Linked DNA regions of Homo sapiens: regions 1, 3, 4, 5, 6 and 7 are each linked to region 2. A link is a contact called in ENCODE Hi-C or POLR2A ChIA-PET data. All regions are on one chromosome and are shown on one strand. The core of a region is the stretch at or near the end of the contact, and the rest is flanking DNA. Distances in the headings are between cores, read along the strand shown. Region 1 holds the start of AFF4 (ALF transcription elongation factor 4). Region 2 has its middle 30 kb from the start of CSF2. Region 3 overlaps CDC42SE2 (CDC42 small effector 2). Region 4 has its middle 34 kb from the start of CDC42SE2. Region 5 holds the start of CDC42SE2 (CDC42 small effector 2). Region 6 overlaps RAPGEF6 (Rap guanine nucleotide exchange factor 6). Region 7 holds the start of HINT1 (histidine triad nucleotide binding protein 1).

Region 1 (3,326 bases), core at 55-2,554, 860 kb after region 2:
AATGGAAAAGTGACTGGCCTTAGTATAAAATTTCCATGTGGCCAGCAGGGAAGAAACCGCATAATTCTGAATTACAACTGACAAAACTACGAGAACCCTAAATCGAACTCTTCGCCTTGAACTCCATATACAAACATTTCAGATTCGTACTTCCACTTCCTGAAAATAATACTGTTTGTAAACGAAAAGGCAATAAGGTTACTCCCAAAACTCCTGTACTCCATGATCCATCCTCAAAGAGTGGAAGGAACAGCAAAGTAGAAGGAACAAAGCACTGACGTCAATTACGAGATTAACCCCAAGCACAGGCAGCTGGAGGAAAGGCCTAAACATCAATATCCACGCACAAGCTACTGGGATAACTAGGTAACAGACCGATTCAGAAGTTGTAGGGGAGGGTATTCGAGTATTATACCCCCACGTTCCCATTTTTAGTCAATCCCCTTCGCAAGTCGAAGGCGGAAATTTTTCCTTCTTTTTTTTTTTTTTTTGCGGGGGTGGGGGTGTGGGAGAGGTGCGCAGGATCGCGAGAAGGAAAGCGAGAACTAGCTGGGTAATGTTAGCCAGAATCTGGGCCTATTTTCTCTTTAATTAGACATAATTTGAAATTGAGGAGGATATGAAAAAGTAACAAATCAGCCGATGGAACGTCTGAGGAAAGAAAGAGGAAAGGAGAAACACTAAACGGATGGATTTCTGGGAATTTTTGTTAGGATTGGGTTAGCTTTTTTTATTTTCTTATCTTTGCGGGAAGGTGGTGGGGTGGGACGCGCAGATGAGAGGAGGGGTGACGCCTGATTGAGCAGCCCCAGCCCGGAGGGTCTCCCCGAGGCTCCCCGCAGAACTTGCGGGCCCCCACCCCCACCCGGCCCCGGCCACAACCCCCGCGGCCCGGCCCGGCCCTGGGTCAGTCTGTCGGCCCTTCTTACCTCCAGTCCCGGCTCCGCTAGGCCCGAACCATCTCCTGGCTGCGGCAGTGGCGGCGCCGGGCCTGCACCTTCACCGGACGCGCATTCGAGCCCGCCCAGGGGGCGGTGACAGGCTGCCAAGGGCGAGGGGCTCCGGGAGGCGGCGGGGGTTCCGGAGGCCTCGACAAACGAAGGCGGCGTCGGCGGCGGCGGCAGCGATGCGCCTCACACGGAACAGGCGTAGGCCCCGCACCGCTCCATGACGGTCGGGCCCGGGCTGGGACAGCTGACTGAGGCGGCGGGGGCGGGTTAACGAAGACCTGGCACCAGGATCCCCGCCCCGTCCGCTGGCGGCGGCGACGGCAGCTGGACTCCTGCAGCCAGGGCTGTGACTGACGCAGCGGCCGTGCCACCATGTGACCAAGACCGGGCGGGTGCGGGGCGTCACGTGATGCCTCTGCGCCCCTCCCCGCTGGGGGAGTAGGGGGCGGGGGTCTGTGGGCCGGCTGGGCCGGGAGGCGACGCCCGGGGTGGTGACGTTCCCGGCTGTGGGGTCTGATGACCCGGGCCAGGCAAAGGACCCGCCCGAGCGGTATAGGCCTGAGCCTCTGGGCACTGCGGCCGCGTCCGGCAGGGCTGCCACGGCAGTACAGGGCCTGCACATCCGGGAGCTCACGCCCTCCTGCGCGTAGCCCGCTAGTGAGGTTCCGAAGGGCGGGGCCGGGCCGAACCGGATATGCCGGTTCTGGGGCTCAGGTGACAAACCCAGGCCTTCCGCCCCTCGCCTCTGGTGGGGATCCGGCCCAACCCGGAGCTTCCTAGACTTGCTTCCAGGTGTCGAAGCCTCGAGTCCTCAAGAGGTCCAGCAAAAAGGCAAAGGACGCAGGAGGCTGTTCGGTATTTCCAGTAAACTTACCCTAAGAAGCCAAACCGTCCCTCTTTCTTCGTCATTTAAACATCTTCTGCCACTAATGTTTTCCTTTTCATTTATTTATTGAGATAGATCTCGCTGTTGTCGCCCAGGCTGGAGTACAATGGCGGGATCTCGGCTCACTGCAACCTCCGCCTCCCGAGTTCAAGCGATTCTAGTACCTCAGCCTCCGGAGTAGCTGGGATTAAAGGGGGGAGCCACCACCTACGGCTAATTTTTGTATTTTTAATAGAGACACGGTTTCACCATGTTGGCCAGGCTGGTCTCGAACTCCTGACCTCAACCAATCCACCCGCCTGGGCCTCCCAAAGTGTTGGGATTACAGGCGTGAGCCACCGCACCCGGCCCACTAATGTTTTTCTTCAGCATATCATTCTGAACACTTCTTTCACCTCTAAACATCTACTATTTCTTTTAAGCTTCACTCTTTATATGCATTTTCTCTATAGAGCTATATAAATTAGGAAATGTCTTAATAGAAAACTCAAAACATGACAGAATAAAAAATAATTGATTCTCCCATCTCTGTCTGTTAGCTGTTTCAGTCCTGGAAGGCAATCACTTAGCATTTAATAATGTATCTTTCCCTACATATTTGTAAGTAATACATTAAAATATAGGGATACTTCTTTTTACACAAAAGGTAACACACTATATACGCTGTTCAGTCCTTTTTTTCTCACTTCAAATATCTTGGATAGGCTGGGCACAGTGGCTCAGGCCTATGATCCCAACACTTTAGGAGGCCGAGGGGGGCTGATCGCTTGAGACCAGGAGTTTGAGACCAACCCCGGCAACATGGCAAAACCCCATCCCTATGAAAAATACAAAAATTAGCCGGGCGTGGTGGTGCATGCGTATAGTCCCACCTACTCTGGAGACTGAGGTGGGAGGATCACTTGAGCCTAGGAGGTCGGTGCTGCAGTGAGCCGGGAGCTTGCCATCCAGCCTGGATGAGAGTGAGACCCTGTCTCAAAAAAAGAAAAAAGAAAAAAATGTCTTGGACATCCTGCCATATCAGTATATAATGAACTACCTTTTTCTTCCTAGAGGCAGAATAATATTCCACTTATGCAAACATCCTAATTTATTTAACCAATCCCCTACAGGTGGATATTCCGCTTGTTGCCAAGCCATTACTATTACATGCTAAGCTGCAATGAATAACCTCATACAAGACAGGGCAACATAGTGAGACCCCATCTCTACAAAAAATAAAAAATTAGCCGTTTGTGGTGGCACAGGCTTGTGGTCCTAACTACTAGAGAGGCTGAGGTGGGAGAATCGTTTGTACCCAGGAGATGAAGGCTGCAATGAGCCCTAATCGCACCACTGCACTCCAGTCTCAGTGACAGAGCAAGACCCTGTCTCAAAAAAGTTAAAATAATTAAAAACGAAAAACAACTCCATATAATGAGCAAATTATACCTGTATGATAAATCCTTAGCCTGGAATCTTTAGATCAAAAGGATTTTTAATTTTGATAG
Region 2 (3,534 bases), core at 506-3,005:
ACGTCCGTTTGTTGAGATCTTACAGGATTTCTTGCCCCAGTTAAATCTCCTGGGGTAGGCAAAGTGCTCAAGAAGTTGGAATGGGGCTGTGGGGTTCCACAAACAAGGGAAGCACCCAGAGGGCCCAACATCAGTACTCAGGGCCTCCTTGGCTTCTGGCCTGCAGCTGGGGAGGCAGGGCTGCAGTGCTGGAGGGGCATCTCTGTCAGCCTCCTGCAGCACAGGGGCCAGGGTCTGGGGGCAGCAATCACTTTGGTGACTAATAACCTAATCATGGAAAATTACAACTTCCTGAGCTAGGTATATCAGAGGTGGCCACAAAACTCTTTATGATGTGGCCAAAAATTCCTCCTACCACCACAGCCCTTGAAAATAGGTCAAAGACACCTTCTATGGAACTCTCAAAACAGGGCTTAGCTCACACCATCTACCTCCGTCATTGTGCTGCAAACACTGGAGCTTTTGTGAGAATGCTCTCCTCTTCTGCGGTTTGAGCTCAGTTTTGGCTCTGGGCTAATCATCTGTCCTGTCCTACTTGTCTTCCACAAGGGACCGACTGGTCATGAAGGCCATGAAGGCTGTCTGCTGTGTGTCCCTGGAAATGTCTGTCGACAGCCTCTCTAGGCAGAAGTGTTTCTTCTTGTGTACCAACCAAGACCTATAGGCCTCGCCTCATCTCCCAAGCTATACCTCACCACAAAGCAGAACAAGGGTGGACTAAGAACTGGCAGAGACTTATACTTGGCTTTCCAGAGGTCCCAGGTTTGTGGTAGGGGTTCATGAGGCTGGCTGCTGTCTAGATGAGATATGCAGAGTGAGCTCTTTTCCCTGAATGCTGGGCATCCCATCGGTAGTATGGGACAGGGTAAGCTCCTGGCCTGGCTGGCTCCAATGCTGCCTGAGTGAAGCTATGTAACCCTGGGACATCTCTCTTAGCATGCTGATATTTGGCTGCTTCTCTGATAATGGGAGCAGCATTCTCTGGTATGGGGTGCTGTGGAAGACCTAGGGAATGGGACAACAGATTAAAATGGGCTTTGAAGACCCTTGCAGAGGTGACCAGGGAGGCCCAACCTTCTATTTCCTGTGCTCAGGCCTTGGCAGAGACAGAAACCACGAGGCTCCAAGGTCCCCAACCAGTGGGACCCCGACACCAGGAGGACAGGACTCTCAGAGTTCTGTGCCTACTCCTCAGTTTCTTTTGTGTCTGCTGCTATCAGGAGTCCCAATCTACAGGGCTCAATCAGGATGGGATCCTTAGTGTGGCACCTGGGTCAGAAAGCCGCCCCTGCTAAGAGGCTCAGGACAGGGCTAACTGGGAGAAGAGGCCCCACCTAAGTGTCTGCCACCCAAGATGATACTTTTTTTGGCCCAGAAGCCTCATCTGACCTCTGGCCCAGGCCTCAGCCTGGGTGAGGGTGGACATCTCTGTCCTAACAAGATCCTTGGGAGCCTCCAGGCAGTCCCCTTCCAGGGATAAGAGGTCCTGTGTCTGCTTGGCCTAGAGCCAGGCCTGTGCTGAGTCACAGGACTCTGGTGTTCAAGGCCAAAAACAATGACTTAAACATTCTGAAATCCAGGAAAAATCAGCACTGGCTTTCTACCTAAGAACCCTGCCCAGCTAGGCATGAGTTCACCCAGCAAGACAGTGACAAGGACAATGGGAAACTGCCTGTCCCCTGTAGGCAAGAGGAGCAGGGGGCTAAGCCTTGAGCCTGAAACCAACCCTGAAAGATTCTTTAAAAACCCCATATCATTTCATCTAAAATTAGCTTTCAGCATCTAAATCACTTCCTGTTACAGAAACCACAGGCCTGATGCTTCAGTCATCACCCTGCCTGCCTCTAGGGGTGGGGTAGGTGAGGTAGGAGTGCTGCACACAAAAAACAGTGACTATCCAAAAGTGACACAGCAGTCAGGAACCCCTTTCCCCACCCCCCCCACCCACTGCAGAAAGGATGGCTAAGCAGGGCCCTATAATGGTGTTGTTGTGGGGACCAGAGCCAATGTGAACATGCATGTGCATGTAGGCAAATATACACACATATGCACACTCCCCTGCATGCACACTATACACACAGACCAGAGCTTTCTCCACTGCCGCAGAGAGACTGCCGTATGGACAGCCCAAGCACGTCTCCGTTGTGCCCCTTCTGAGCACAGGACTCACCAAGAGAGGAGGGCAAGTGTCTGGCCTCCTTGGAGCATCTGCATCTCTGTTTCCACTTCTCTTACAGCCCTGGTTACTTTATGCCTAATTGGCTGTGAGCGAGGTTAGCCCAGCACTTGGCACTTGGCTCTCACTCATTGTTTCAGCCAACATTGCCAAGTGTTTCCTGTGTGCAGAAAACCAGGTGGTGGCCGGATTGAGGATGTGGAGCAAGTCAGAGGCCATCCCTGTACACCAAGAACTGAAGTTGAAGAAACCAACTGAATCTCTAAACCAGAGATGTCCAATCTTTTGGTTTCCCTGGGCCACTTTGGAAGAAGAATTGTCTTGGGCCACACATAAAATTCACTAACACTAACAATAGCTGATGAGCAAAAAAAAAAAAAAAAAAAAAAAAAAGAAAGCAAAAAATCTCATAATGTTTTAGGAAAGTTTACCAATTTATGTTGGGTCACATTCAAAGCTGTCATGGGTAGTATACAGCCTGTGAGTCATGGGTTGGACAAGCTTGCCTAAACCATCCAGAGAGCTCTGTTCTTCCTACTGCCTCAAGCTAAGCCCTGACCCAAACCTGAGACCTGGATTGAAGGATGCCAGCATCTGTGCACAGATAAACTGCAGCCACAGAAGGAAGACACTGATCATCTGTCACAAACTTGGTGAGTCATAAATAGTGCCACCTAAACCATGAGATAAACTGGGGGTGCACCTGGAAACCAGGTAGCCCCCCTCAAGGGCAGGGGCTTTTGTATTATAGGTCTGCTGCTATTCTCCCAGTACCCTCAATGGCACATGTCATGTAGAAGAGTCTCAGTAAATACCTGGTGGGTGACAGAATGGAGGTGGGTGATTCTGTTGATGAGCAGGCTGGCACCGATGAGCATGGAGTATCTGCCAGCCCTAGGATGGTGCTGTGTCTGTGTCCATCCACTGTATGGTTACAAGAACTCAAGGTACCTGGGATCCCTCAGTCCTCACAGACCAGCTCCCAAGCTGGGCACAAAAGACAATGTATGTTGAGTGTTGTTTCTGACATGAGACTACTGGGACAGTAGGTGTCTGCCTGCTCCAGTATGAGGGATCCCACTACTTTGTCACTGGATGGCTTTGGTTGCAGTGGTTTTCTAACCAAAGCACAATGACCCTTCAGTGGGGTCAGCTTCAGCAAGATAAAGGCCTGGCCTGAAACAGGTGTCTTCTATAAGAAAGACAGAGTTGTGTCCATTATGCCTCTCTCGCTGCTTCCTGGTAAAGGGACCTAGGCATCCCTGGGTGACTGGAATGCCTGGTGACCACTTCCATCCACCCCCATTAGCTGCTGCTAAGGTACACATGAAGTATCTTAGGTTCCCAGAAAGAGAACC
Region 3 (3,747 bases), core at 642-3,141, 820 kb before region 2:
GGCTCACGCTTGTAATCCCGGCACTTTGGGAGGCTGAGGTGGGCGATTGCTTGAGTACAGGAGTTCGAGATCAGCCCAGGCAACAGGGTGAAACCCTATCTCTATAAAAAATACAAAAATTAGCTGGGCATGAGTGTGTTTATGACCCCAGCTCCTTGGGGGCTGAGGTGGGAGGTTGCTTGAGCCTAGGATGTCAAGGCTTCAGTGAGCTGAGCTCACACCACTGCACTCCAGCCTGGATGACAGAGCAAGACCCTGTCTCAAAGAAAAATTGAACTTAGTTGGCTCGGGAGTTTATTGGCATTTTTTGAGCAACAGTTGCTTTGTTAATTCTGAATAACTGGATTTGAACTGGTGCTACTGAATTAAAATATGGGGTCTACATTTCTTACCCTTTAACTGAAATTATTCTCTTTTATGCACACACACAAACTGTATTTAATGTAGAACATCAGAAAGTATATACAAGCTAAGGAAAAAGTTTTAATCCTACCACCCTAAAATATAATAACTAGTCAGTGGTCATGTTTTGATGAACATCCTTCCAGATACCTCAATATGAATATATGTTTTTTCACAAAATCTTACATAGACTCTGACATTTCACTTTAACGAATATTATCATAAAAGTATTACTTTTTATTACTTCAGTTTGAAAGGGTCATATTGGAAAGTGAAAATTCTGTTTGACGAGGATAAAGCTGTAGGTAAAGTTGTGATTAAAAACAATGGTGTTTATAGAGAGTAGAATGTGGTAAGTCAACTGGAGAAAAGAATTACTTTCAGCAGTAATTTTTTTCTTAAGAGCCCTCTTACCATTGCACAATAGCCTGATTGTTTTATACTAGCTGATGAAAACCATTCAGGATTCTATGTACAGCAGAATTATTTTAATAATAGCCCTAGGGTAAAATATGAGCCTGTAGATAAGTTTATATTTTTTAGTCTGTCCAAGTCCGACTGATCCTTTAATAGTAAAATAATTTTGGAAGAAAACTGTGTTTTATTGAAGGCCTTCATCTATCTGTAGTATGACAATTTTATTAGATATTGCTACCCTTTTTATGTGTGAGAATGAGGAGTGAAATAGTTCTTGGAAAAATTTTAGCATGTAAGAATTCTTATGTTAATGTTTCCTTTGATTTTTGTTTTATGAATGTGAAAAATCCTTGTGGAAGAATTGCTCATATATATTGGTATATTGCATTCTTTGGAAATCACCAGTTCCAAATTTGTCAAGTGGTTGTTTGGGTCGTTAAATAGCAATTGTAAAAGCAAATCAAAGATCCTTTAAGGATTTTTCCTTGATCACAGTGATATCCATTACCTGGGGTAGAGTAGACCGCTGATGTCTTGCCTTCATTTTTATTGTTCTTAACCTCGTCCTTTCTGTGTTGTATCACTGCTTGCTCACAAGCTCCTCCAGTCTTTTTCTCTTCAGTAGCTTTTTCTCTTACCCCCTTGTGCTACTTCCTGAATGGTGTATATGTTGCTGAAAACATTTCTCATGTGGTAAAGAAGAGTAAAGAGCAATGTAGTTGATGTGGCCTTTTCTACTGAGAAATGATGCATTTGTGGTCTACAGAAGAGACTTGACAGCCCCTAAAGAAGTGTTTTTTATCTACATTACATGTTTGTGAGTGGATATGCAAGTGCCTCTGTTGGAAGGTAAAGTGAATCTTGAAACAAATTCTAGAAAAGTGTTTAGAATTATTCCATACATTTTGCTGTTGAAAAAATAGTATTTAAAGAAAGTTTCATCTCACAGTGAATTTTTAGCCTCCTCTTTTAAGATTTATTTTGTGAACAGTGACCTTGTTTTTGTAAACTCTACTCTGAAGAAGTTTAGAAATTAGTCACACAGTAAGTGGCAGAACAAGTATTCAAAGTCTTGCCTGATTTTCCATAGTCATTTAGCTTGGAAAGCATTGTAAAGTGGCAGAAAGAATATGGACTTTGAAATTTAGACACACCTCGATTTGATCTCTAACTTTGCTGCATATTTGCTGCGTGGCAAGTTCTTACCGTTGGTGATTTTCATTTTCCTTTTCAGTTAAGTGAGAGTAATACATTTGTTAGGATTAAATGAAGTAATGCACATAAAGCATTTGGCTTGTAGAATAAGATGTTAATAAATGTTTAATTTCCTTTCAACAATACCATATCGTTTTAAAATGTCTTGGGAGCCACTTGGACATTTCACTTGAAAGTTAAGTGCCATCAGGAAACTAGAAACATGTATAACCCAGGTAGTGATCTTTCAGGGAAATTTTAATTTCCCTGTCTAAGGAGGAGAGTAGTTTTTCGGACTGTTTTAAAAATATGTGACTTAAAGGAAAGTTTTAAGGTTAAAAGCTGAAATAGAACTGAGTTAGGATGAGTTAATTATTGCTGACCAAAATTGTAAGAAAGTCCATTTCTACATTTCCTGAGAAATCGAAACATTTGTGTTATATACATAGAGAAGTCACTTTTAAAGGCTAAGAACTGACCATTTGAAAAGTTTATGATTAAGATATGGGGAGAAAGTGTTCATTTTTAAAGTAATAAACAATAGCAAGTTTCTCTTATCAGATTTAAGGTTTAAGGAATGGTGCTTGTTCAGACCTGAGTACAGTGATGACACAGGTACTAAATATGTTGTTGGAGGTAGTATAAATCTGGAACCTGTTTCAAAAGCGCTTTGGCATATTTGTGTGTATTTCCACTTCTGAGAGATTATTCTAAGGAAGTAACCTTTTTTTTTCTTCTTTGGGGGGAGAGGAGGTTATTTTCCTTCCTTAATGACACCCTAATTGAGATAATTCACATAAAAAATCACCTTTTTAAAATTATTATTATTGAGATGGAATCTTGCTCTGTCACCTAGGCTGGAGTGCAGTGGCGCGATCTCGGCTCACTGCAAGCTCCGCCTCCCGGGTTCATGCCATTCTCCTGCCTCAGCCTCCCGAGTAGCTGGGACTACAGGTGCCCGCCACCATGCCTGGCTAATGTTTTTGTATTTTTAGTAGAGACGGGGTTTCACCATATTAGCCAGGATGGTCTTGATCTCCTGACCTCGTGATGCGCCTGCCTTGGCCTCCCAAAGTCCTGGGATTACAAGTGTGAGCCACTGCACCTGGCCCTTTTTTTTTTTTTTTAAGATGGAGGTTCACTCTTGTTGCCCAGGCTGGAGTGCAGTGGTGCAGTCTCGGCTCACCGCAGCCTCCACCTCCCGGGTTCAAGCGATTCTCCTGCCTCAGCCTCCCGAGTAGATGGGATTACAGGCATGTGCCACCATGCCTGGCTAATTTTGTATTTTTAGTAGAGATGGGGTTTCTCCATGTTGTTCAGGCTGGTCTCGAACTCCTGACCTCAGGTGATCTGCCCGCCTTGGCCTCCCAAAGTGCTGGGATTACAGGCATGAGCCACTGCGCCTGGCCAAAATCACCTTTTTTACATAAGTCAGTGTTGTACAACCGTTGCTACTAATTTTATATTTTCATCACCCCAAAACAAAATGAGTAGTCATTTCTGTTCTTCCCTCCCCACATCCTCTGATAGCCGTTTACATATTTTCTCTTTCTAGATTTGCCTCTTTGGACATTTAATGTAAGTGGAATCATGCGATATGTGACCTTTTGTGTCTGGCTTTTTTCATTTAGCATAATGTTTCAAGATTTATTCATATAGCATGTATCAGTACATCATTCTCTTTTTTTTTTTTGAGATGGAGTTTCGCTCTTGTTATCCAGGCTGGAGTGCAGT
Region 4 (3,566 bases), core at 734-3,233, 870 kb before region 2:
AGAATGTTTGTGTCCCCCTCAAATCACATGTTGAGGCCCTAATTCCCAGTGTGGCTCTATTTGGTAAGGGGCCGCTGAGGAAGTGATTGAGGTTATGTGACCATAAGGATGGGTTTATAAGAAGAAACAACAGAGAGTTTGCTAACTTGCTCCCTTGAGCACATGCACCAAGGAAGGCCATGTGAGGACACAGCAAGAAGGCAGCTGTCTGCAAGCCAGGAAGACAGCTCTCACCAGAAACTAAATTGGCTAGAATCTTGATCTTGGACTTCTAGCTTCTAGAACTCTGAGAAAATTAATTTCTGCTGTTTAAGCCATCCAGTGTGTGGTATTTTGTTGGGGCAGCTGGAGCAGACTAATACAATCCTGAGGTTCTTTCAGAAGTATATCCTGAAGTTTCTGAAGTCCCAGAATGCTACTGTGTGGAGCAAAATCAACTCATTCTCATGGAGAGAACCAGGCTCTCATTCCTAGAAATTTAAAAAACTACATAGACTTATAATTACCTTATGGGGTGTGTGTGTGTGTGTGTATGTGTGTTTTTAGAGATCGGGTTCTTGCTATGTTGTCCAGACTGATCTCAAACTCATGGACTTAAGTGATCCTCCCACCCCAGCCTCCCAAAGTTCTAGGATTACAGGCATGAGCCGCTGCACCCAGCCTATTTTTCTTTTATTTAATATAAACTGAACATTAATTAACCCTATACAATTTCTTCCTGTAGCCTGTAATTTAATTTACTATGTAATTTTATTTTTGTTATTATTATTATTATTATTTTAATTGAGAAGGGAGTCTCACTGTGTTGCCTGAAATGGTCTTGAGCTCTTGGGCTCAAGCAATTCTCCCGCCTCAGCCTCCCAAGTAGCTGAGACTATGGGCAGGTGCCAATGCACCTGGCTAATTTACTCAGTAATTGTTTTTTTAGCAATTTAAGAAAACTTGGAGCTCTGACCTAAAGTAGGTTGTTTGTTTGTTTTTAAATAAAGAAGAGAGAAAGGCCGGGCATAGTGGTTCATGCCTATAATCCCAGCACTTTGGGAGGCCAAGGTGAGTGGATCTCCTGAGCCCAGGAGTTTGAGACCAGCCTAGGCAACATGGGGAAACCCCATCTCTATTAAGAATACAAAAATTAGCCACGCATGGTGGCACGAGCCTGTAGTCCCAGCTACTCAGGGAGCTGAGGTGGGAAGATCACTTGAGCCTGGCATATAGAGGTTGCAGTGAGTCAAGATTACGCCACTGCACTCCAGCCTGGGTGAGAGAGCAAGACCTTGTCTCAAAAAAAGAAAAAAGAAAACTGTAACAGGTATCTATCTATGTACACAGAGCCAAGATTTAACACTATCATTTTACCATGTTTTCTTTGAATATCCTTTCTTTTCATTTAAGAAATAAAACCTTTCCAATATCATTTATAAGCATGGTATTGATTTTATTTAATGATCTAGTACCCAGAAGCACTAGAAGGTTGCTGAGCATCCTACTTGTTCTAATGACAATTCTGTCGCCTCCTTTTAATTTCGCATAATTTCCTTTGGGCTTGTCCTATTGCTGAATCTAAGGCTTCCAGTACAATGTTCACTGGAAAGCATTAAGGGCAGGCATCTTTGTCCTGTACTTGTCTTCAAAGGAAATTTTTCTACTGTTTCACCACTCATAATGATGTTTGTTGCAGTTTACTGGATACCTATTTCAATTATTAACCAATTTTTGAAAATGTAAACCACTTAAGTATTTCAAACAGGAAAGTTAGCTCGGGGAATTAATTACAAAATTATTGAAAAGGCGAAGGGGCAAAAAAGTGAAAAATGGTGTCACTCCAAGCCCAGGAAGTCTGTGCTTCTGAGCAGCTGCAGCACAGCTATTTCTGCTGCTAGAGGCTGCTGCAGAAGAAAACAAATGGATTCTCTCCCTTTGCCACCTTTTAAATCCCCACCATTGTCTCCTACTGACAGAATTGAACCAAACCACAGCAAGGGAACATGGGAAATGTAGTTGTCAGCCTTCCAGCCCTCCAGTGATAGAGAAGAGAAAATGCAAATGCAGGAAAGAAACCGAAAACTAAAAGTCAAATAAATTTCACAGTATTCTCCTTCACATTAGGGAGTTTCTGTCTATTCGTAGTCTTCCAAGGGGTTTATCGTTTGTTTACGTTTTCTGCACCTATTGAGACGTTAATATAGCTTTGCTTTTTAAATCTCTTAACGAGAATAATGAATTATATTACAGATTTTCTCATTGTTAAACCTGTTTTGCATTTCTGCTATAAAGCCTACTTGATCATGATACATCTATAAACATACATACACACACATGTATGTATATGTTTTCTATATGTGTATTTACATGCTTGATTTTATTTCCTAACATTTTGTTTAGGGATTTTACGTAAATGTTTATCAGCAGTATTGACCTTTAGTTTTTCTTTCTCCTTGCTGTCTTTGTGTAATTTTGTATCAAAGTTATACCAGTTATACCAGTTTGTGTCTTCTCCCTCCTTTTTAATTCTCTGGAAGATTAATTGTTATTTGAAGTTTGGCTTTTTAAAAATCTCCTATAAAACACTAAACCTAGTACTTTAAATGAGGACTTGTTTTAGATTAATGATTGTATTTTCATTCATATTTTTCTTTTTGAATCTGTTTCTGGAATTAATATTTTTCTAGAACATTATCTTTTTTTAAGATTTTCAAATTCAGTGGCATAAAACTATTAGAAGTATTTTAAAATAAATTTTAATATCCCAACTCTATCAGATCATTTTTGTTGCATAACAAATCATGCAAAAGCAACAAAAAAAACATGTATTGTTTGTTATGATTCTGTGAGTTGGCTGAATGGTTTCTTTCGGTCTGGGCCAGTTTGGTTGGGACTGAATGGTCTAATCTAACACGACCTTTCTCATATCTCTGGTGTTTGGCCGGCTGGTTAATCTAAAGAGGCCTATCTGAAATTATCTTGTCTTTTACTTGTGAGTTTAATCAGTTCACATTAATTGTGATTTCTGATGTATTTTAATTTATTACTACCAGTCTTACCTTTGCTTTTTGTTTCTTCCTTTTTGCCTTCTGTTGAAATCATTAACTTTTCTTCACCCTTTCTCTATTTTAGAATTGTTATACTTTTTTTTCTTTTTTCTTTTTTCTTTTTTTTGGAAATGGAGTCTCACTCTGTCGCCCAGGCTGGAGTGTGGTGGCACGATCTCCACTCACTGCAACCTCCACCTCCCAGGTTCAAGCGATTCTCCTGCCTCAGCCTCCCAAGCAGCTGGGATTACAGGTGCGCACCATGACCCCTGGCTAACTTGTATTTTTAGTAGAGACAGGGTTTCACCACGTTGGCCAGGCTGGTCTCAAACTCCTGACTTCAAGTGATCCACCCGCCTTGGCCTCCCAAAGTGCTGGGATTGCAGGTGTGAGCCACCACGCCCACCCTAGAATTACTGTACATTTGTTACCTATTTTTTTTTTCTTTTGAGACAGGGTCTTACTCCAGTAGCCCAGGCTGGAGGGCAGTGGCTTGATCTCGGCTTACTGCAGCCTTGACTTCCCGAACTCAGGTGA
Region 5 (3,515 bases), core at 158-2,657, 840 kb before region 2:
TCAGGTCTCTAATATAAAATGATATAGTATTTGCACATAACCCACATATATCCTCCTGTATAAATTATCTATAGATTACTTATAATACAATGTAAGTGCTATGTAAATAGCTGTTATATTGTATTGGTTTTTATTTGTATTTTTAAATTGTTGTGTTTTTTTTCCCAAATATTTTCCATCTGTGGTTGGTTGAATCCAGAAACGCAGAAGCCATGGATGCGGAGGGCTGACTCTGAATTATAAAGATTGTTACAAGGTGGGAAGTGTCATGGGATGAAAGGAAAAATAGTAAGGTAGGAAAGATGGAGAATTTTTTTTTTTTTTGGAACACGTGTCACTCTGTCCAGCCCAAGCTGGAGTGCAGTGGCCTGATGATGGCTCACTGTAACGTAACTCCTGGCCTCAGCCTCCAGAGTACCTGGAACTATAGGTACACGCCAACACACCAGGGTAATTTTTTTTTTTTTTTTTTGTAGAGACAGGGTCTCGCTATGTTGCCCACTCTGTTCTATTTTGAAGGTACAACCAACAAGCTTTCTTGACAGATTGAAAGTGAAAATGAGAGTATGAGAGGAGTTATGGATGATATAAAGTTTTTGGCCTGAGTAACTAGAAATCCTCGCCATCAACCTAGAATGGGGAAGACCATACATTACTTACAGGTTCGAGAGCTTACTTCAGTGGCATTACGCTATCCTTTTGAACTTACGATAAAGTTTTGTAGGCATTTTGGTGGACTGCTGGCTGCTAGATAGGGCACTCATGTTTCTGATTTCTGAGATATGTAAAATACACACCCAAAGGAATCACAGAAGTCTAGTACATGTGTAATTTTCACGCATTTCAAACCAGGTGGTTTAGCCAGCCTTAAACCAGTTAATGACTGATTGAACGATTCTGACTTTTACATGAAAAAGCAGTGGTCAGAGGATGGGCTCTCAACCGCTACTGAGAGACCCCTCATCCCACAACCGCTCAGCACCCACCCACCCACCCTCGCCTGTGCGCGTCCACCGCCCCACAACGTGCGCAGACGTCGCTCCTCCGCACGGATGTCCGCGGCCCGGGCCGGGGTGGGAAGGGGCTCCCCCACGCTCCCGCCCAGGTTTGGTCGCCATCTTTCGGAGCGTCCTTTCCCGCGAGTGCTGCAGTCCCGGATCTCAGGCGTCCGTTAGCTACAGAGGCCAATTCCTAACCCGCGCGGCTCGAATCCCGGGGGTCCCATCGCCTGCCGGCCGATTCGCCCATGCCGGAGGTACGGCGGGGGCGGGGCCTGGCGGGGGGCGGGGCCAGCACTGCGGTCGCTGCAGCTGCGCAACGGCGCCCGCCCCTCCGGCCGCTCTAGGGGCGCGCGCCGCCTCTCGCTCCGCCCAACCCGCGCGCGAGCCTGGGCGGGGAGGGGGAGCCAGGAAGCTGCGAGCGCGCTGGGGAGCGCAGCTGCAGGCGTTGGGGCGGCAGGAGCCGCGGAGCCGGCGCTGAGAGGGGCTGCGGCCGGAGCGGGCGGCTGAGACAAAGGCGACGGTGAGTGCAATGCCAGCCCCAGTCGCGCGTCGGCCGCCACGCCTCGCCCTCTCGGTCCCTTGGGCGGGGTCCCGAAGCCCCGAACCCTCGTCCCTGAGGGCTCTGGGGTGAGCGCGGCCCGGCCTTGCCAGCCGCGCGCTGCGGGCTGTGGGCTGAGCCTGCGTCTTCCATTTCAGGTTTGGGCGAGGTCCTCATGCCCTAGGACCCTGCCTTTGGTTTTTCTTCTGTTTCCTCTGAGGAATGGTTACACGCTCAGTTCAGAATTCACGGCAGGCGGACAGCTGAGGCAGCCAACTGACCGCCTGATGTAAAATGGAAAGGCAGACCCCCCCCCTCCCCCCAACTTTTCACGTCTGGAAGTCGGGAGGGTGGTGCGAGGGGCGGGCGGGGAGGGCCCGGGGTCTCTAGGTGAGGGTTTCGGGGAGCAAAGACACCTGGCTCCGGAGCTCCGACTCTTCGCCTGAGGCGCCCGACGCGTTCAGTCCGCGGGTCCTGCCGCGGTTCGCCCCGGGCCCCGGGCTTGAAAGCCCTTGGCTACCTCGTCGCGGGAGCTGAGCTACTCTTACAGGTTGTTTTACCCAGTGCTTGCAGCTTTAAGTTGCGATTTTAGGCAACGGGTGTGGTAGGTAGCGGCTCCTTGATGCCGCATTAACAGCTGAAAAAGCGCCCCGATCCGCTGACTTCACTATGTGTAAGAAACAACATTGGGGATTCCTCTTTAGCTTGCAATTATTTTAAATGATAAGCTTTTTTAGGGGAATTTTGGGGGGTGATGTGCAGTTTACAAAATCTAAATGTTTCGTTGAAGGGCCTGGCTTATAGTACGTGCTCAGTAAAGTATTTGTTGAATGAATGAATCTTGAAATATCAGACAAAGCTTATCTCACATCTAGTAAAATTTAGGCACATACTCCTTGATTATGATTAAGGAAAGAATGTCGGCAAACAGTATGTATTTTTGATATACGTTTTTTAGTTTTTGTCCCACATAACATACTGTTGATGAACAGTCCGTTCTTACTCTCAATATTATGAACATAGAAAATATATATCAAATTTGGATTTTCTCTTTTGGTTTGAGAGAAGTTGGTATACATTTTCTGTTTCTTAAAAACAGGCCTTATTTCTAATCTTTAAAAATAATGGAGAAGATAAAGAGGGAGTGGGATTGTATTTTGAAACCCAGCTTTCTGTTTCATTATGAATAAAGGAGTTTATGTGTTTTTGAGAAGGGACTGTGGTATGGTCTTGCTGCTTTTTGAGCAAGGGAGAACTCTAAATTTAGGGGGGGAAAAGCTAATGTTGCACTAATATAATAAAATGTCACCATTTACTCAACAGATATTCATTAAGCACCTGTTTATGGGCACAGGCAAAATCCGCAATTATCCTTTTCTTAAACTTGAATGCAAAGTTATTTCCTTATTATTGATGTCGCAAGTGGTGACTGTCTTAAACCCCTAGTGGCTATTTCAGTTGGGAAAGATGGCAGGTGAACTGCAGGAAGTGTAAATTCATAACAGCCTTTAAAGGTTAATAAGTAACTTTGTACAGCTAAAATTATTGGGTTAAGCTTTTATATTGTCAGTTTAATAGAATCTGTCTACATTTTAAAATGAAGGGAGGAAGACATTTAATAAGCTAGTGTTTTTATTATCTCCCTGGTCCCTATTAGGAGACTTTGGTACAGTGTATTGAAGGGTAATGTACTTCTGGTCCTGTTTTCTGTAAATAATCTTTGTAATAACATTTTCTGTTTTTAAAAATCCCCAGAGATAAACAGTAGATTCCTTTTCTATAAGAAATGTTTTAAAATAAAGCTTCATTTCAGGAATTTTATTTTGTCCTTGTGTTCACCACTTACAAATAAATGCATATAAACTTGATAGTGCTAAAAAGGGAAGGATTATTAGTAATAATTTGTGGTTCCATATGTGGACTTATCTTTTAGTATTGCAACTGTGATAAAACTACTAATTTAAAAGGATGAGATT
Region 6 (3,283 bases), core at 174-2,673, 590 kb before region 2:
TTGTTACAGCAGCCTGAATGGACTAAGACAGGATCATATAGGGGCAACTGTATCTCATGACTGACTAGTACGCTCTGAGTTGTTTACTGGCTATGAAATTACAGGGTTTAAACGGAGTATATTTCTGAATAATACATAGAACCACAAACTTGTTTGCAGGTTATAATCCTTTTTTAAAGACAAGTAGTTTTAAATTTAAATATGTGTACATGCTAAAAAGACTTTCCAAAAACCTTATTTATATACACTGATTTAATCTAAGAAACGACTGGGAAAAAACCTAAAGCAGTATTTTCTACACAATTTAATTTCTCAATATGCAGGAGAGCTCACTCCTAGTATATCCCTTTTCTATTTTATCAATTTTTAAGTGTAATCTGCATTAAAAATTCAGGTTTTTAAATCACTCTGTCTTCATCTTAATCTAAGGTTTTCATCCCCTGACCCAGATTATTTCAATCTGGTCTCATTCCCATATTTTAGATTATGTTGGATAAAAAGATAGATGGCTCACAACATAAAAAGGCAAGATGGAATTTAGTTATATGGACAGTAGAGAAGGCTAATTATCATCTGCATGAGAAGCAAAGACAATTAAGGAGATAGCTCTTTAGGAAGAATGGAAGTCATGGGTTGGGACTGAGAGAAGGCTACTAAAAGAACTTTTTTAGGAACCTTTTAATACCAACTGCAAAGGAAAGAATATAATCTACCCTTACAATTTGTCTTTCTAAGCCAGGCACAATGGCTCCTGCCTGTAATCTCAGCACTTTGGGAGGCTGAGGCATGCAGATCGCTTGAGCCTAGGAGTTTGAGGCCAGCCTGGGCAACACGGAGAAACCCTGTCTCTACAAAAAAATACAAAAATTAGCCGGGTGTGGTGGCATTAGCCGGGTGTGGTGGCACATGCCTGCACTCCCAGCTACTCAGGAGGCTGAGGTGGGAGGATTGCTTAAGCCTTGGAGGCAGAGGCTGCAGTGAGCCGAGATCTTGCTGCTGCACTCCAGCCTGGGTGACAGTGTGAGAACGTGTCTCAAAAACCAAAACCAAAACCCCCCAAAAACCACAACTACCTTTCTTATACCTCTACTTTTTACATAGTAGTATAAAAAGAATAAAATTAGTTAAGAAAATACATTAAACTATTAAAATATTAAGAGTATACATGAGCATAAGGTGATAAAACAGGAATTAAGAATAAAAAATAAGACTGTTCAAAAACATGCTAAGAAATTTAAAGGGATTTTTTTAAACTTAAAATGAATTTTTAAAAATGTAAAGACCAACTCCTTGATTAAACAAAGGAAAGTCAGGTCCTTAAGAGAAAGGTAGATATGATTATGACCACAGGACAAGAAGTCACTGCATGATACTTCTGAAGATGCAGTTCCTGGGCAGAAAGTTTAATTCTATAATAATTAGGTAAGAATTTTTTTCAACGTAATATCCACAATGTTCAGCATACAATAAAAACTTACTACATAAGTGAAGCAGGGAAATGTGACCTATAAACAGGAAACAAACCACTATAAAGAGACTCGATAATGATAGAGATAATGAAAGTAAGAGACAAGAACTTTCAACATTTACTACAAATAAGTTCAAGAATTTAGAAGAAAAACAATTAGAGGAAAAATGGATAATCTCAGTAAGGAGATATAAACTGTAAGAAGAATAAATTTGAAGAAAGGGCAACAAAAGCTACCCAATCTGAAGTAGAGATGAGAAAAAAGCCAAAAAAAAATTAATAAAGCCTTAGAGACTCATATCATAATACCACGAGTGGAAATATGTGGGTCAAAAGACACTCCGTATTCGTGAAGGTAGGGTACACAGAAGACTCATCCCCAGCCTTTCAATTAATTTATCCTAGCACCTGGGACATATCAGACCCTTAATTATGATAAATGAGTTAAGTCCAGGAAAAATATATATATTGGTGATAGGATTAAGACAGCATGAAACTTTTTTCTTTTCCTGACATATGAATGTGTCTCTGTATACATAAATATAATTTGGTGAGGCAGACAGTCTGAGGTGATTTTCTGATGACTCGGCCTTCCCCAAATAAACCACCAGAGGATATCCTTTTCCTGTTTCCATCTAGATAAACATGAAGCTACAATGAAGAGAACTATAGGTTGGAACTAAGAGTTATACAAACTTACAAAAACCACATTTTCAAATTTAGGGCAAGTGTTAAGCCTTAGACTTTCAGTGCCTCTCTTTTCTGTATTCCCATCTTTAGTATTTCATTTAACCTTTTCATGGACCATTTAGTTCTTAGGTCTTCCTGGTCAGGGTTAGAACTCTATGAAGTTAATCTTTCAGTCCAGGTTGACCCATTTCATAACCTCTACAACACGGCAGGCAGGCAAAATCAAGTCTCTTTTGCCCTGGATAATAAAGTTTTAGTTAGCAGAGATCTGCATTTTCCTTGAAGCCAATATTGGTTTCTACTTTCAAATATAATTCAGTGCAAAAAAAGAATTTCTAGAGTACTTCCTAAATGCCAACACTGTGCCTGACTCACCATGGGATACAAATTTAAGACATCAACTCTGCACTCCATAAATTTACTCTGGTGATGAAAAATGTCAAGTTTACAAGTAACTACCAAAAAAAGCAGAGAGAAAAAGTGACATGTCCGAGAGAAAAACTGCTGAGGGATTCCAAGGAAGGAGACATTTCTTCTTGTTGGAAAGACATGGGAGATAACATGAAAATGTCATCTTCATGAAGCTACGGGTAGAAGAGCATGATTAAAACACAAGACTAGGAAAAGGCAGACATGTTCAGGGAATAACGTACATATGTGATGGGGCAGAATCTAGAATGTGTAAGTGGGGGAACAGTAAAATATAAAACTACATTGTAGTTAGAGGTAAAAGGCTTGGAATTTAAAATTAAGAGTGTAATTTAGATAACAGTGAAGAATTAAAGCTTTTTAAATACAAGAGTAATTAAAAATCAGAGCAATTTATTTCAAGTGGGAGTTTAAAAATGATAGTCAAAAGATGATAACAGATTTTGACTAGGACTCAGATGATATCCTTTTTTTTTTTTTTTTTTTTTTTTTTTTTTTTTTTTTTTTTTTTTTTTTTTTTTTTTTCTGTGACGGAGTCTTTCTCTGTCACCCAGGCTGGAGTGCAGTGGTGCGATCTTGGCTCACTGCACCTCTGCCTCCTGGGTTCAAGCGATTCTCTTGCCTCAGCCTCCTGAGTAGCTGGTGCATGCGCCACCGCACGTGGCTACTTTTTTTTGTATTTTTAGTAGAGATGGG
Region 7 (3,393 bases), core at 47-2,546, 940 kb before region 2:
TCAAGAACCATTTCTCAAAGGCAACTGCGAACTTTAAAAAGAAATATTTTTTCTAAAACCAAAGAATTTCCCCTGAGTAGAGACAAAGTATTTTTTTTTTTAATTTACCTAGAGGAACCTAATTAAATTTTTGATAACGTTTTGAATCTAACCGACATTAGTAGAATAAATGTTTTTCTTAGATTTTATATTTCCTAAATTTAACAAAACTGTTTACAAAATTTGTTCTATCTAAATCAGCCAATCTGCCCAGCTTTATCTGAGATCCAATCCCAAAAATACAACTGGCCACTAAATAATTTACACAAGATATCTCAAAGTCACATCAACTGGGATTTCACCTACAAGAAGTCAACAAAAACTACAGTCTTAGTCTCTTGGCATAAAATTACTTCCTGTTGAATACAAAAAGAATCATTCAGCTGTTTGTAAGTCCAAAATGTTCAGCGGGAGAGGTCAACGGAAAGCAAATCCCAGACGCGGGCCCACTTCTTATCTCAGGAGATCGCCTCGCTAGCCCAGGGTAGGCCTTGGGGTGGAGATAGGGATAGGGGTAGGGGTGAGGGTGGCAAGCCGCACCCCGCGGAGGAAGCCGGCAGGCCCAGACGGCCCGCGCACCTCCCAGCGCCCCTGGGGCCCTCGAGCACAATGCCTTGCTGAGCAGCGCCCAGGAACGCCGGGCCCTGGCAGGCCGGCTGTGCGCGGGAGATCGCGGAGATTGGGCCTGAGTCAGGGCGCGATCGGGTTTCTCTCTGTCAGGCAGAGCGCTGGCGAGATTTCGAGATTCCTGATACAGGCAAGGTCCGAGGCAGCCGGGGAACCGGCGGGCTTCCACGCGGGGGCCCCAGTGCGCCCCGACACGCGCCCAGGCCCCGCGGTGCGGCACTCAGGGCGCCCGGCGGCCTGGCCCGCGCCCGGGGCAGATAACGAGTAACCGGAGCGCCGGCACGCGCCGGCAGGCCGCCTCGGAGTGCCCGGGCCCTGTCCGCTGGCTGGGGGCCCGCTGGACCAGGGCAGCCAGGTCCCCTCCCGTCGCCGCTACACTCGCGACCCCTCCTCTCCCTCCGCGAGAAACCCGAGGATCCGCGGACGATACCCACCTCAGCAGGCGAGAGAGGTGGTGCCCAGTACCTACCCGGTCATCCTCAAAAATGATTTTGGCTGGTATTTCCTTGCGGATGATCTTCCCAAAGATCGTGTCGCCACCAGGCCGAGCGACCTGAGCCTTGGCAATCTCATCTGCCATCTCGGCCTCTCTCCCGCGCGGCGGCCAGAGGAGAGGCTCGGAAGAAGGGAGGAACCCGCAGAGCGTGCGGCGCGAGAGGGCGCAGCCAAGCCTGCGCAGGTGCCCCGGCTCTGGCGCCCCACCTAATCTTGCGCGTGCGCACTGGCGACCTGGGCTGCGAGTGCGGCCAGCGCGCTAGAGCGCCTCAGGGACCTCCGGCTTGGGGAAGTTCCTGGTCTTGAGCTCCAAGGAGATTCCTAAGTCGTTTTTCTATCCTCCTTTCTTGTCTCCTGGGGAATGCAGTTACTGGTATAAACCCTTCGTCTGCCTATGGATGCTTGTAGGGAAAGTTGGATACTGTAACTGACAAGATTTGATAATTTAAGTGGTGCTGGCTGCAACTTAGCACTTAGATTATTTAAGGTCTTGCTGCTGCAGCAGATTTTAAGTCCTCTCTTCAACAGAGTTTTTTTCTCTCTCTACCAGTGGTTCTCAATCTTGACTACACATTAAGATCACTTGGGGAGCTTTTAAAAATCCCCGTGAACCTGGCTGCAGCCCAGATCCATTAAATAAGAATCTTTGGAGATGAGCCCCAGGCATCAGTAGTTTGTAAACCTCCCTAGACTGCTCTGCAAAGAATTTTTCCCAGCAGCAATCAACATAATGTATTAATAAAATGACCCACTTTAAAAAAAAAAACCTTCCTTAATCCCACATCCCCCTCCGTATCTTTGCTCGTTTTATAAAGAAGTTTTCTACATACCATGTCTGCTTTCTTATCTTTCATTTTTGAGTCCATTTCCCTCTTGTCAAGGTCACTAAGGACATCCATTTATAAAATCCTATAGACAATTACAGTTATCATACCAGACCTCTAAGTGTACGTATTAAGAAAAAGTATACCTCCTCAATGCCTTTTTTTTTTTTAGATAGATTCTTGCTCTGTCGCCCAGGCTCGACTGCAGTGGCACAATCTCGGCTCATTGCAACCTCTGCCTCCCGAGTTCGAGTGATTCTCATGCCTCAGCCTCCCAAGTAGCTAGGACTACAGGCGCGCACCACCACACCTGGCTAATTTTTGTATTTTTAGTAGAGACAGGGTTTCCCCATGCTGGCCAGGCTGTTCTCAAACTTCTGACCTCAGGTGTTCCACCCGCCTCAGCCTCCCAAAGTGCTGGGATTACAGATGTGAGCTCAGCTGCCTTTTATGATTACATTACTACCCTTGTCTTGGCAAAATTATTGAATGTGGTTGCCTTTAATCTCAAAAGTGTCCATTTGGTACTTTTGCTATCAAAGACATTACTGGGACAATTCGTAAAATCTAAATAATGCCTATAAATTAGATAATAGTTTTGAAGTCATGTTAATTTCCTTTCATAACCACAGAAAAATTGTCAAAATCAGTTGATCTGGGGTGGGGCCCTACAAGTTAGGTTTCTAACTTTCCAGGTGATACAGTTGCTGCTGGCCCGGGAACCATACTTTAAGAACTACTGATACAAGGGAATGTCTTTGTAGGAAAAACCCACTGAAGTATTTAAGGCTATGGGTATCATGTCCGCAACTTACTTTCAAATAGTTCAGAGAAAAAGTGTCTGTCTATAGGTAATTAGAGAAATAGAAAAGGATAAAGCAATTACAATAAAATGTTAACATTTGGAGAATCTGACTGAAAGGCATATGCAAATTCTATGTATTATTCTTGCAACTTTTATGTGTCTGAAATTGTCAAAATAAAAAAATGTGTGCTGGTTTGGATAATAAATAACATGGTCAGCTTTCATTCCATCTGAAGGCTTTACCATCTATAGAGTAGTGACTCTCAAGTATTTGTCTCTTGACCTACCTCTTCCCTTAATTCCAGACTGGTCTGTGACATACATTACAGCCTATTGACCACCTCCACTTAGATGGCTACCAGGCACTGCAATTTTATTTTGACTCCCTCCACAACAAACAAACCAAAACCTCCTTTTGCAGGATTCTGTATCTGCTGTACCACCATTCACCCAGTCACTCCAGCCAAAAAGCCTTGAAATCATCCTTAAACCTTCTCTCTGTACTTTCAACACACATCACCAAGGATCTAATCACTTATCTCCTCTATCTCCACTACTCTAATCCAAGCTACTAACATCTCTTTCCTGGAGTACTTTGAAAGG

The links. Hi-C counts contacts between places; a loop is a spot of excess contacts on that map. ChIA-PET counts read pairs that join two places held with the same protein, here RNA polymerase II (POLR2A). Pooled maps may share reads with other maps.
Region 1: a loop to region 2 is called in a pooled map, with 10 times the contacts of the local background. The contact joins the promoter of AFF4 here to the enhancer-like site in region 2. A Hi-C loop is called at or near these places in 1 of 37 single-sample maps with no recorded cell type and 7 of 50 pooled maps. POLR2A ChIA-PET finds 5 or more read pairs at or near these places in 2 of 52 experiments (T-cell and activated naive CD4-positive, alpha-beta T cell).
Region 3: a loop to region 2 is called in a map of natural killer cell, with 6 times the contacts of the local background. The contact joins two enhancer-like sites. A Hi-C loop is called at or near these places in 1 of 168 maps with a recorded cell type or tissue (natural killer cell), 6 of 37 single-sample maps with no recorded cell type and 10 of 50 pooled maps. POLR2A ChIA-PET finds 5 or more read pairs at or near these places in 1 of 52 experiments (activated T-cell).
Region 4: a map with no recorded cell type shows a loop between it and region 2 (3-fold over the local background). The contact joins two enhancer-like sites. A Hi-C loop is called at or near these places in 3 of 37 single-sample maps with no recorded cell type and 4 of 50 pooled maps.
Region 5: a loop to region 2 is called in a map with no recorded cell type, with 3 times the contacts of the local background. The contact joins the promoter of CDC42SE2 here to the enhancer-like site in region 2. A Hi-C loop is called at or near these places in 1 of 168 maps with a recorded cell type or tissue (naive thymus-derived CD4-positive, alpha-beta T cell), 6 of 37 single-sample maps with no recorded cell type and 12 of 50 pooled maps. POLR2A ChIA-PET finds 5 or more read pairs at or near these places in 3 of 52 experiments (activated T-cell and activated naive CD4-positive, alpha-beta T cell).
Region 6: a loop to region 2 is called in a pooled map, with 2.3 times the contacts of the local background. The contact joins two enhancer-like sites. A Hi-C loop is called at or near these places in 2 of 50 pooled maps. POLR2A ChIA-PET finds 5 or more read pairs at or near these places in 4 of 52 experiments (CD8-positive, alpha-beta memory T cell, OCI-LY7, activated T-cell and 1 more).
Region 7: a loop to region 2 is called in a map with no recorded cell type, with 6 times the contacts of the local background. The contact joins the promoter of HINT1 here to the enhancer-like site in region 2. A Hi-C loop is called at or near these places in 2 of 37 single-sample maps with no recorded cell type and 9 of 50 pooled maps.

What each region holds. Positions count from the first base shown.
Region 1 is chr5:132,962,330-132,965,655 of GRCh38, forward strand. It overlaps AFF4 (ALF transcription elongation factor 4), which reads right to left and starts at 1,305. Exons shown (of 21, transcript NM_014423.4): 1 at 930-1,305. It overlaps AFF4-DT (AFF4 divergent transcript), which reads left to right and starts at 1,483. Exons shown (of 2, transcript NR_186175.1): 1 at 1,483-1,805; 2 at 1,912-2,361. RefSeq lists a silencer at 760-1,599.
Region 2 is chr5:132,102,001-132,105,534 of GRCh38, forward strand. No RefSeq gene overlaps it. Among named protein-coding and RNA genes, the nearest start is that of CSF2, 30 kb to the left of the region's middle. RefSeq lists enhancers at 1,396-1,690, 1,469-1,848. Within about 2 kb of position 1,756, at least 30 of the 41 ENCODE cell types and tissues checked have a DNase peak (open chromatin) inside an H3K27ac peak, as active enhancers do; they include natural killer cell, where a contact is called at or near this core.
Region 3 is chr5:131,279,805-131,283,551 of GRCh38, forward strand. The region is part of intron 1 of CDC42SE2 (CDC42 small effector 2); the gene reads left to right. Among named protein-coding and RNA genes, the nearest start is that of CDC42SE2, 18 kb to the left of the region's middle. Within about 2 kb of position 1,892, at least 6 of the 41 ENCODE cell types and tissues checked have a DNase peak (open chromatin) inside an H3K27ac peak, as active enhancers do; they include natural killer cell, where a contact is called at or near this core.
Region 4 is chr5:131,228,653-131,232,218 of GRCh38, forward strand. It overlaps a transcript of CDC42SE2 not described here. Among named protein-coding and RNA genes, the nearest start is that of CDC42SE2, 34 kb to the right of the region's middle. Within about 2 kb of position 1,984, at least 2 of the 41 ENCODE cell types and tissues checked have a DNase peak (open chromatin) inside an H3K27ac peak, as active enhancers do.
Region 5 is chr5:131,262,646-131,266,160 of GRCh38, forward strand. It overlaps CDC42SE2 (CDC42 small effector 2), which reads left to right and starts at 1,408. Exons shown (of 5, transcript NM_001375635.1): 1 at 1,408-1,521. RefSeq lists enhancers at 692-741, 1,870-2,687 and silencers at 862-931, 942-991, 1,022-1,671.
Region 6 is chr5:131,512,993-131,516,275 of GRCh38, forward strand. The region is part of intron 7 of RAPGEF6 (Rap guanine nucleotide exchange factor 6); the gene reads right to left. Among named protein-coding and RNA genes, the nearest start is that of RAPGEF6, 120 kb to the right of the region's middle. Within about 2 kb of position 1,424, at least 4 of the 41 ENCODE cell types and tissues checked have a DNase peak (open chromatin) inside an H3K27ac peak, as active enhancers do.
Region 7 is chr5:131,163,960-131,167,352 of GRCh38, forward strand. HINT1 (histidine triad nucleotide binding protein 1) reads right to left here and starts at 1,297. Exons shown (of 3, transcript NM_005340.7): 1 at 1,136-1,297. The coding sequence starts at 1,246. RefSeq lists enhancers at 26-686, 687-1,346, 1,617-1,666 and silencers at 477-1,116, 1,327-1,406, 1,417-1,466.